3 separate regions of the Homo sapiens genome follow, and all the other regions are linked to region 1. The links are chromatin contacts, found by Hi-C or POLR2A ChIA-PET in ENCODE. All regions are on one chromosome and are shown on one strand. Each heading gives the region's core, a stretch centred on a gene start or an enhancer-like site at or near the end of the contact. The rest is flanking DNA. Distances are from core to core; before and after follow the strand shown. Region 1 overlaps LOC112267858 (a long non-coding RNA gene). Region 2 holds the start of PPP1R9A (protein phosphatase 1 regulatory subunit 9A). Region 3 overlaps PPP1R9A (protein phosphatase 1 regulatory subunit 9A).

What was found. Hi-C counts contacts between places; a loop is a spot of excess contacts on that map. ChIA-PET counts read pairs that join two places held with the same protein, here RNA polymerase II (POLR2A). Pooled maps may share reads with other maps.
Region 2: a loop to region 1 is called in a map of sigmoid colon, with 2.8 times the contacts of the local background. The contact joins the promoter of PPP1R9A here to the enhancer-like site in region 1. A Hi-C loop is called at or near these places in 2 of 168 maps with a recorded cell type or tissue (endothelial cell of umbilical vein and sigmoid colon) and 3 of 50 pooled maps.
Region 3: a pooled map shows a loop between it and region 1 (2.5-fold over the local background). The contact joins two enhancer-like sites. A Hi-C loop is called at or near these places in 3 of 50 pooled maps. POLR2A ChIA-PET finds 5 or more read pairs at or near these places in 2 of 52 experiments (BJ and GM12878).

The regions. Positions count from the first base shown.
Region 1 is chr7:94,296,210-94,298,909 of GRCh38, reverse strand. The region is part of intron 2 of LOC112267858 (a long non-coding RNA gene); the gene reads left to right. Among named protein-coding and RNA genes, the nearest start is that of COL1A2-AS1, 95 kb to the left of the region's middle. Within about 2 kb of position 1,294, at least 14 of the 41 ENCODE cell types and tissues checked have a DNase peak (open chromatin) inside an H3K27ac peak, as active enhancers do; they include sigmoid colon, where a contact is called at or near this core.
Region 2 is chr7:94,906,198-94,908,897 of GRCh38, reverse strand. PPP1R9A (protein phosphatase 1 regulatory subunit 9A) reads right to left here and starts at 1,304. Exons shown (of 20, transcript NM_001166160.2): 1 at 1,196-1,304. RefSeq lists an enhancer at 487-1,247.
Region 3 is chr7:94,971,019-94,973,718 of GRCh38, reverse strand. The region is part of intron 2 of PPP1R9A (protein phosphatase 1 regulatory subunit 9A); the gene reads right to left. Among named protein-coding and RNA genes, the nearest start is that of PPP1R9A, 65 kb to the right of the region's middle. Within about 2 kb of position 1,263, at least 3 of the 41 ENCODE cell types and tissues checked have a DNase peak (open chromatin) inside an H3K27ac peak, as active enhancers do.

The sequences.
Region 1 (2,700 bases), core at 45-2,544:
AGTGGATTTTCCTGACATTCATTAATTCCACCAACATTTATTGTCCCAAGCACTTTTTTAGGTATTAAAGAGAAAGAACAAGACAGATCAGGTCCCTGCTGGTAGGAATATTACACCATGACCAGAACAGTGATTTGACATTTGAATAGACAACTAAGTGGAACACCCACACTAAAGTATTAGAAAGTGGGATGGGCTATGGGCAGGGGAAGGGGAGAGGCTTTATATACATTCTACTCCATTTTATAGATGAATTCACTAATGTTCAGTGGCATTAAATAACATGTCTAATTCATAAATGTTAGACACAAGATTCAAACCTTCACAGTAGAGAGAGAGAGAGAGAGAGAGAGGAGTAAGAGAATAAGAAGGACATCACAACCTCCTGGTTAGGGAGTAGCTCTTAACATGAATCAATAAATCTGGTTGGAGCAAGGTGTCTAGTTAGATTGTCAGATTTCCGGGAACCAGAGATACCCGTTTTTTGGCAGAACCTAGACAGCCAGAAGAAGCCTCCTACCTTGTTCTTCATGCTTAATTTCTTTAGAAAGTCAAACTCATGGATGAGCATTTGGCTCAAGTTCTTCAGCTCCAGGTCAGGGAATCTGTGACGTTAGGGAATATCTACCACTCTGGTAGCTGCAGAGGAGATGCAGAAACACTGGAGCTGGGGACAAGCATGCCACCTCCAAAAATTAAAAAGAAAAGAGTTTATCATATAGGTGTGTGAAGATTCATTTTACTGAGAAAGGTCAATTCAGCTGTGCCCCTTCTATATAGCTCCTTGGAGAGAATTAGCAAAGGCAGTCCCTTTAGGTGGAATTATTAGAATAAAGTATCCATCTCTGAAGGAAATTTGTAAAAGCATCCCTCCAAAAGTCTCCCCATTTGACTGTCAAATTAGAAAAGGAGCCCCATCAGGCAGCCCTGGGTCAGGTTTCTTGGATGGGTGGGCTGCACCACTGCTTAGTTTCCTGGTCCCTAATACTTTAAGGAGCCGGATGGGAGTGAGATCTGAACAACTCACTCTCACTTTCTACAATTCTGTAAGGGTAGGGAGTAGGAACTAGAATGGGGTGCTTTTTTTCCCTGTGAGAATTGCTATCGATCCTGTGGAGGGTTTCTCAGCCAGGAGACTCCATCACTCTGGCCTCTCTGAACTCAGAGCTCACTCACCTCCCTTTCGAAGCTAACGTGGCAGAGCTGGCTGGGAGGTGGTTACTGGCTCAGGGCCCTGAAACACTGAGTAATTCCTATGATGGCTGGGACTGGAGACACCATTCCAGACACTTCCACGTTGTCTAAAAGCAAAAAAAAAAAAAAAAAAAAAAAAAAAGTCTCCACCACCCAGCCCAAACGGTTAGAGGCAGATTCCTTGGTGCTGAAACAAGACCTATCCCTTTTATGGAAGGCCATTGCTGGAAATTTCCACCATAGAGGAAAGCCAGGGTTCTTTTTCTATTTTTTACAGAACAGGGAGGGAACAAGTCAGGGGTGAGAGATGAAAGGGGATGGCTGAAGGGAACCGCACCTCTTTTCCTGAAGTTTTTGCATGTATATGATCACTCTTAGCTTATAAAGACGAAGATTTGAGCTTCCTTGCCGATCTCCTCCAGTGTTGACCACTTTTATGGAGCCCCCAGTGCTATACTAGAGCTATGGTCTAATCAAGGCATCAACAAGCATGAAGTTTATGATTTCAGAAGAAACAGGACAAGACATATTGCACATCAAATCCTATAAACGACAATCCAGCATGGCCAACAAAAATAGACCATTGCAGCTGTGCTCTGGCTGAGTGTTTATTTATTGGAGAAGAGAAAGGTACAATCAAGAAAAGGGGGAATCATGTCAGGATGTTATTGGAGTCAAGCAGATTGACTGCCTGAAGTGAAAGCCCTGGCCATGCAGAGTAAAGGCCAGCGATTGGGTCAGAGGCAGGAGAACATTGGAGGCATGGACTTACAGCCCCAGTATTGATTTTACATTGAATTCCAGGTTTTGCTGCAATTAAAAGCTACTGCAAGGTTTTGAGAAGAGAAATGGTATGATCAAATAATTAGAGCAATGTGGTTTTCATTTTAATTAGGAAAGACCACAGGGATGAGAGAGATGAGAGGATCAGCTTGTGAGGTAATTCACTAACCAAATAAGTTCAGGAGCCAAAGAGGTCTTTCTGAAATCGACAAATTAAAGCTACAGTGTTGTCTGACATTATAACAAGAGGTTTTTACTGTTATTATTATTAATTTTATCTGATTCAGTTACCTTGTTAGTTCTGACAGACTTGGATTGCTAGCTTGATTAGTTCCCTCTTATTTGTCCAGAAACACCAAAACACCAAAATTATACCATTTTATCAATGTATGCCTTTATATATGGCTATGGTTTAGGCAAAGTGAAGAGAAAAATGTCTAGACTAAAGGTGACTGAATTCTTTCTCTATCTTATTTTGAAAAGAAGGAATTCATGTGTTTCTTTCTCATCGTCAGCCCTAGTCTTTTTGGGACATTTTAGTCTGAAATCTGAATGTGCTTACCAGCTGGGAAAAAATTTGACATTTACTTGATTTTGTCCCTTGGAAGTAAAAAAAAAAAAAAAAAAAAAAAATGGCAGCTTTATTAAACAACAAGTCTGCTTATTTCTTTCTTCAATCCCTCCCCAGGTTGCAGGCTCTTTTCAAAGCTCTGGTAGACCTCT
Region 2 (2,700 bases), core at 55-2,554, 610 kb before region 1:
ACTTTCACTTAAACCGTCTCCAAACTCGGCTCCTGGCCCAGCACGCATGCATGGCCCATGCAGACAAACAAGAAAGGCTTTGGAGTGTGGTGCCTGTTTTTTTCTTTTTTTGTAAAGCATCGACAATCTCCTTTTACCCTGACCATTCTTTTTAAAGCCACAAACACCCTCCCCTCTCCCCTACACACACCCCCCATTCCCTCCCCCGCCAATTCCAACCCAAGGAGGCGGGGGCGGGGGAGATGGGGCCGCCGGGGGATTCAAAACCTGCCCTCACAAAAGACAAACATAAATAACACCAACTTGAGAGGCAGCCGATTCCCAAGCCCGGTTCGGGACGCAATCCCTCGGCCCTGGGGCAGGACCGGGAGAGCAGGTGACGCCAAGCGCTATGGTAGGAGGTCGCAGTCTAGCTTTGTGCCAAGAAGCACCTGAAGTCCTAACACATTGGCTGCAGCTCCCGGCGGCTGCCAGGCGGATCCCACTGTGACACGGAGAGAGACGAGCTCCCTGGCCACATTTAAAAAAATAGAAAAGAAAAAAAATTACAGGGTAATGAAAATAAATCCCTTTGTTTTTCCTCCCAATGTGCCAGGAAACAATAGATCCCACTGATAATGCCTCCGATCTTCAACCTATTGCTCCTCCACCACAACCCACCCCCACCCCCAGCCTGCAACTCAGCCTTTGTACAAGCCGATTTTTTCCTCCTCTCCACCCTCCCCAACTCCTCGCCCCGCGCTCAGCCTCCCCCTTACCCGAGCGGGAGCGCCGCGGGCGGGGAGGGTCGGGCCGCCGCGGCTCCCACCCCCTCCTCGCAGGCGCCCCCCGCCCCACGGTGGACGCGGCGGCTCGGCTCGGCGCCGGCCCGCTGGGTACACCGCAACCCGCTCCTCACGGCGCAGCGCGTAGGGCGGCTGCGGCGGCCGCTTCCACTCGCGCGTCGGCCCCCAGGCGCTCCCTGCCCGCGGCGGGCGGCCCCGGGAGGCGCGCTGCGCTCCCCAACGCCATTGCGGGCGGGCGGCGGCCCGAGCAGCGACGCGCCCGCACGCTCGGGCCGGCCTGGGGCCAGGGGTGCCGGCCGGGGAAGGGGTTTGGCCCACGTGCGGTCGCCACGCCGGGCCGTTTCGGCGGCCGCGGTGTAATGGAGGAGAGGCCGCGGGGGTGAGGAAGGCCGGGGTAACAGGTGCCTCACCTCGGCTGATGGGATTAACTCTAGGGCCGCAGAGAGAGGGAGCCCGGCAGCAAAATCCCGGGAGAGGGAGAGAGAGGGAGCCTCTGGCGGCCAAGGAAGGGCGAAAAGCACCGGCCCGAGGCGAGGCCGCCCCACCCCCTCGGCCGTGGGCGAGGGGCCTCTCCGGCCTGGGGCAAGGCCCCTTCCTGTTCGGGTGTTGGCTCCGGAACTTGGTTCTGGGGCTGACCGCTGCTGGGGCCCCACTTAGTCTGAGTCTGCAGTTAACTCCGTGACCCCAAGGCATCCAAGTCCCAGGCCACTCTGCTGACCTGGAAGGCCAAGACGTAGGCCCAAGTCTGGTGTGGCCTTCACCTAAGCCACTGCGCCTGGCCTACTACTCACCTTGACCTTAAGATCTCACTGCCAAAGAGAAAGGGATGAGGAGGTCTTCTACCTTTCCTGTCTAGGGAGAGTTTTTCAGCTCACTCCCCCCCGAACCCCGCCCTTTTCTAAAGGCTCAGTACAACCTCTTACACCCCCAAGTACCGGAAGTGTTACCACCTTCCTGCAAGATATAAAACTGATCATGACTGTCAATACAGATGTTTAAACCAATCCTTCCAAAAAGCCTAGGGAGCAGGAACTCTTAAAAAATAATTTTTCAAGAAGGTAAAAACATGACAATGGTAGAAATATAAAATGAACATTGGTCAAAATTTTTATAACTCTTTTAATTAGGAAGGGAACCCCAGCAAGATACTGCAACCCATTCACGTGAGACTGTGAAGAGTAGACATAGAGGCAAGAAGAGGCAAATCTGCTTACTATTCTATAGAGCACTGAAATGTAATGTTTATTATTATCTGCTTTACAGGGCGGTAACCAGTTGTATCTGTAAAGTAACAAATTTGCATTCTGTAGATAAAACTCATTTACATTACCAAACGTTTCTACAGCTTACTGAGTAGTAAAATAGCCTAGTGAAAGTCAGTCTAAGTAAGGTGCAGACGACTGTAAATTTCACAACACTCCGGAGTCCTGTAGATAACATCCAGCATTCCATTGAAAGGACAAACAGTAATCTTTTGCTCATTTCAAAGTCTTTCACAAGTTTTCCCAACATAACTATTTTTAGCCCCATTTCACTGATGGAAAAACTAAGGTTTAGGTTTTGTAACTTACCCGCTTCTTTATTGGCTATTAATAGTAAATGATTATGGCTGAATATGAACCCAGGCAAGTCCGTACACAAATTCTATATACTCTGGGAGCAAAATCTTTTCATTTCAGAAGGATTTTGTAACTACTCAATACTCAGTTCTATGTATTTTTTAATTTTAAGCAGCAAGGGCTTTTTTTTCCTTTAAGCATCACCAAATTCTGGGTCCTTTCCCAAGAAATTGGCATTCTCTGTCTACGAAGTGGATGTCACTTCTATAAGCATAAACAGATGTAACAGGCAATGTGAGGGGGCTGTGGTTCCAGGCTCCACTTTTGGAAAGAACATTTCTGCTGTCTGGGATAAT
Region 3 (2,700 bases), core at 14-2,513, 670 kb before region 1:
AGAAAGAAAAAAAATAAAATTTCTAAAACACCACTTTTGTTTTCTCTGTTCTATAACTTGACTTATATACCATAAATAAAGGTCATCTTCCTAATTCTGACACTATCTAATCCCTATCTCTCTCTTGTCCCCTATGAATTATCTACTCTGATTACAAATGTTCATTCAACATGCTAATTCCTATCTCACTTACTATATTCATTTTAGTCTGTCATTCTCCACCACCAACAGTTCAACTCTCCAAAATCTATAACGTTCACTTTTTTTCTTATCCATCTATTCTTCAAGGGAATGCTTAAGTCCCAAACTCGCTTTTTGGTTCTCAACACATGACATCATTACAATTCAAGGCATTTTTTTAGCCTATCATTCTCTCTACATCTCCTAAACAATAATCTTATTAAATCACTTTTTAAAAATAAGCAGTTCAGCCCTTTTCAACTCTAGTTTATAACCTAAGGTAGAAAATAACTTAGTAAACAATAACCAAAATATAAAAACACATTATTTTTATGATGTGGTAGATATATTTCTTGCTTCAATATTTTGTGGAGGTTTCTTGTTTTCACAGTATTTAAGACAAGGGACAAAATCTCATAAAGCAAAAAAGTGAAGGAAGTGAAATCTCAGCATTGTTTTAAATGACTGAAACATCCTGGAAAAGTACGAAGTAATTTCTACTTCCGGTTTTTAAAAATATATTGTGTCCAGGAAGTCATTATTTCCTTACCATTAAGAATCTATTCATTCCATTGGTCTTTATAACTGTTATGGAATGGAAAGAACATGAAACTTGGATTCAGTAAGAGTGTATTAAATTTAGAATGGGATGACTTTTTGACAAGATCCTCTAACTCTCTAAGATCCAGTCTCCCCATCAGTAACATGGTAGTTACCAGGTCCCATGACTTGGCAACACTTAATAGTCAGATCACCTAAATCCTAAAATGTTCCAGGTGCTCTCAACCTGTCTTCAGATTAATCTTCCTCTAGGCTGCCAGTGTACACCTACTGCAAATCTACTTAATCGGCCATTCATTCTCTTCTTGCTCAGAAAGGCCAGTTCCTGGGAAGAAAACTCAAACCCAGGAAACACAGCTGGAATAAGTTAGTATCCTAGTCACTGTGCTAATGCTAGCAAAATCATAAATCTATTATTCACGGGATAATGCTTAGCTACTTGTGACAAATTGAAGGTTGAGAAAATATTTGCACAAAGAACCATCATACCAGCTGAGTCAGGGCCAAGGTAGAGGTCACTGCTAGAGAACAAGAAGCCTGTCACATTTGCAGGGAAAAAAAAAAAAAATTGGTCCTAACAGCATAAGTTAGGAATGCATTGTTTCATCTAAGAAAGGTTGTTGCTTTTCTCTCTGGTCAATGTTTGATTTGCATTAATGTAATAAATCATGAAAGTCAAAATCAATGTGAATCTTATCCACTTACATAACTAGAACTAAAACTTAGATAAACTACCTAATAAAAATAACAAGACCATATATACACAGTACAAAAGACCAGTAATAAGTACAGTACAATACCAAGGTTGTATGAAAAAACAGACAACTGCTTTTATGAATTAAAATTAGGCATTATTATTCACATCCCACAGCCACCTTCTATGTGTGCCTGGGTCATCATGGCCATAACAGAAATATCTCTGTATTTTAATTTAGAATCAACTCATTATGAGAATACAAACTGGGTAATAAGTTGTACTGAAGTATGTAAATAAATTGCATAAGGAGAGTTTGTAATGATGGAAGCCTTCTTCAACACAAAGCTTTAAATCAGGTTTTAAAGGAAATGACTATGAAAGCAAAGGGAAAAACTTAGGAAGAAAGAATTCTTATATCCTAACCAATTTAAAAATCCTGAAAATCTCAATAGATTAACAAAGTTCAATGTATTTGTCTTCTGAATAGCACTGAAGAGATTGTTAAAATACTTCAACTAGATTACTATGTCTATGAGTTGAAACAGCAACTTTCAGCACACCTTTTTTGGTTATTGCTTTGTTTGCTTCTCCGCTGACCTGCAATCACATGCAAACACTCCTATATAAAGACTACTGTGAGTACCACAGACTGACCCATACAGAGGGTTCCAAAGGTACATAATTTCACCTGCTAGCAACAAAAAGAATAGAAAACTGTGAATTCTCAAGATGATCTCAAAGAGTTTTGAAGATGACTACGATAGTCTAAATAAGAGTTAAGAGTTATTTTACACTTAATCAGTTTGTTTCACATTCTTTTGCAATGAGAAAATAACTAGGAAATCTGGCCATGGGTAATAAAGAAAAAAAGCGTTGCAGTCTTTTCTTGCTTGGTCATCTTTAGCAATTCATTTATCCAAAATTTCAAGCATGAAATGATTACCAAGTAGCTTTTGTCATAAAATGCCATTTGCCCATTAATACACTTGGCTGACTACCTGAGGATTACTTAAATGTGATTTCTACCAAGAAATCTTCCTAGACCTCCCCCACTGCACCCTGACCCCCAGTGGGAGGCTCCTCAGTGGTCCACCACTAAGTGATTATCACTCTTGAGGCACTCACCACACTGGCTTCTAACGGTTGACTTACAAGTATTGCTTTTTTTTCTCTTTTGTCCCTTTCCCCTCTCTCCTACTAGACTCTGAGCTCATCTGAAGACAGACTATCCCCAAGTTCTTACACAAATTCTGCCACAGAGT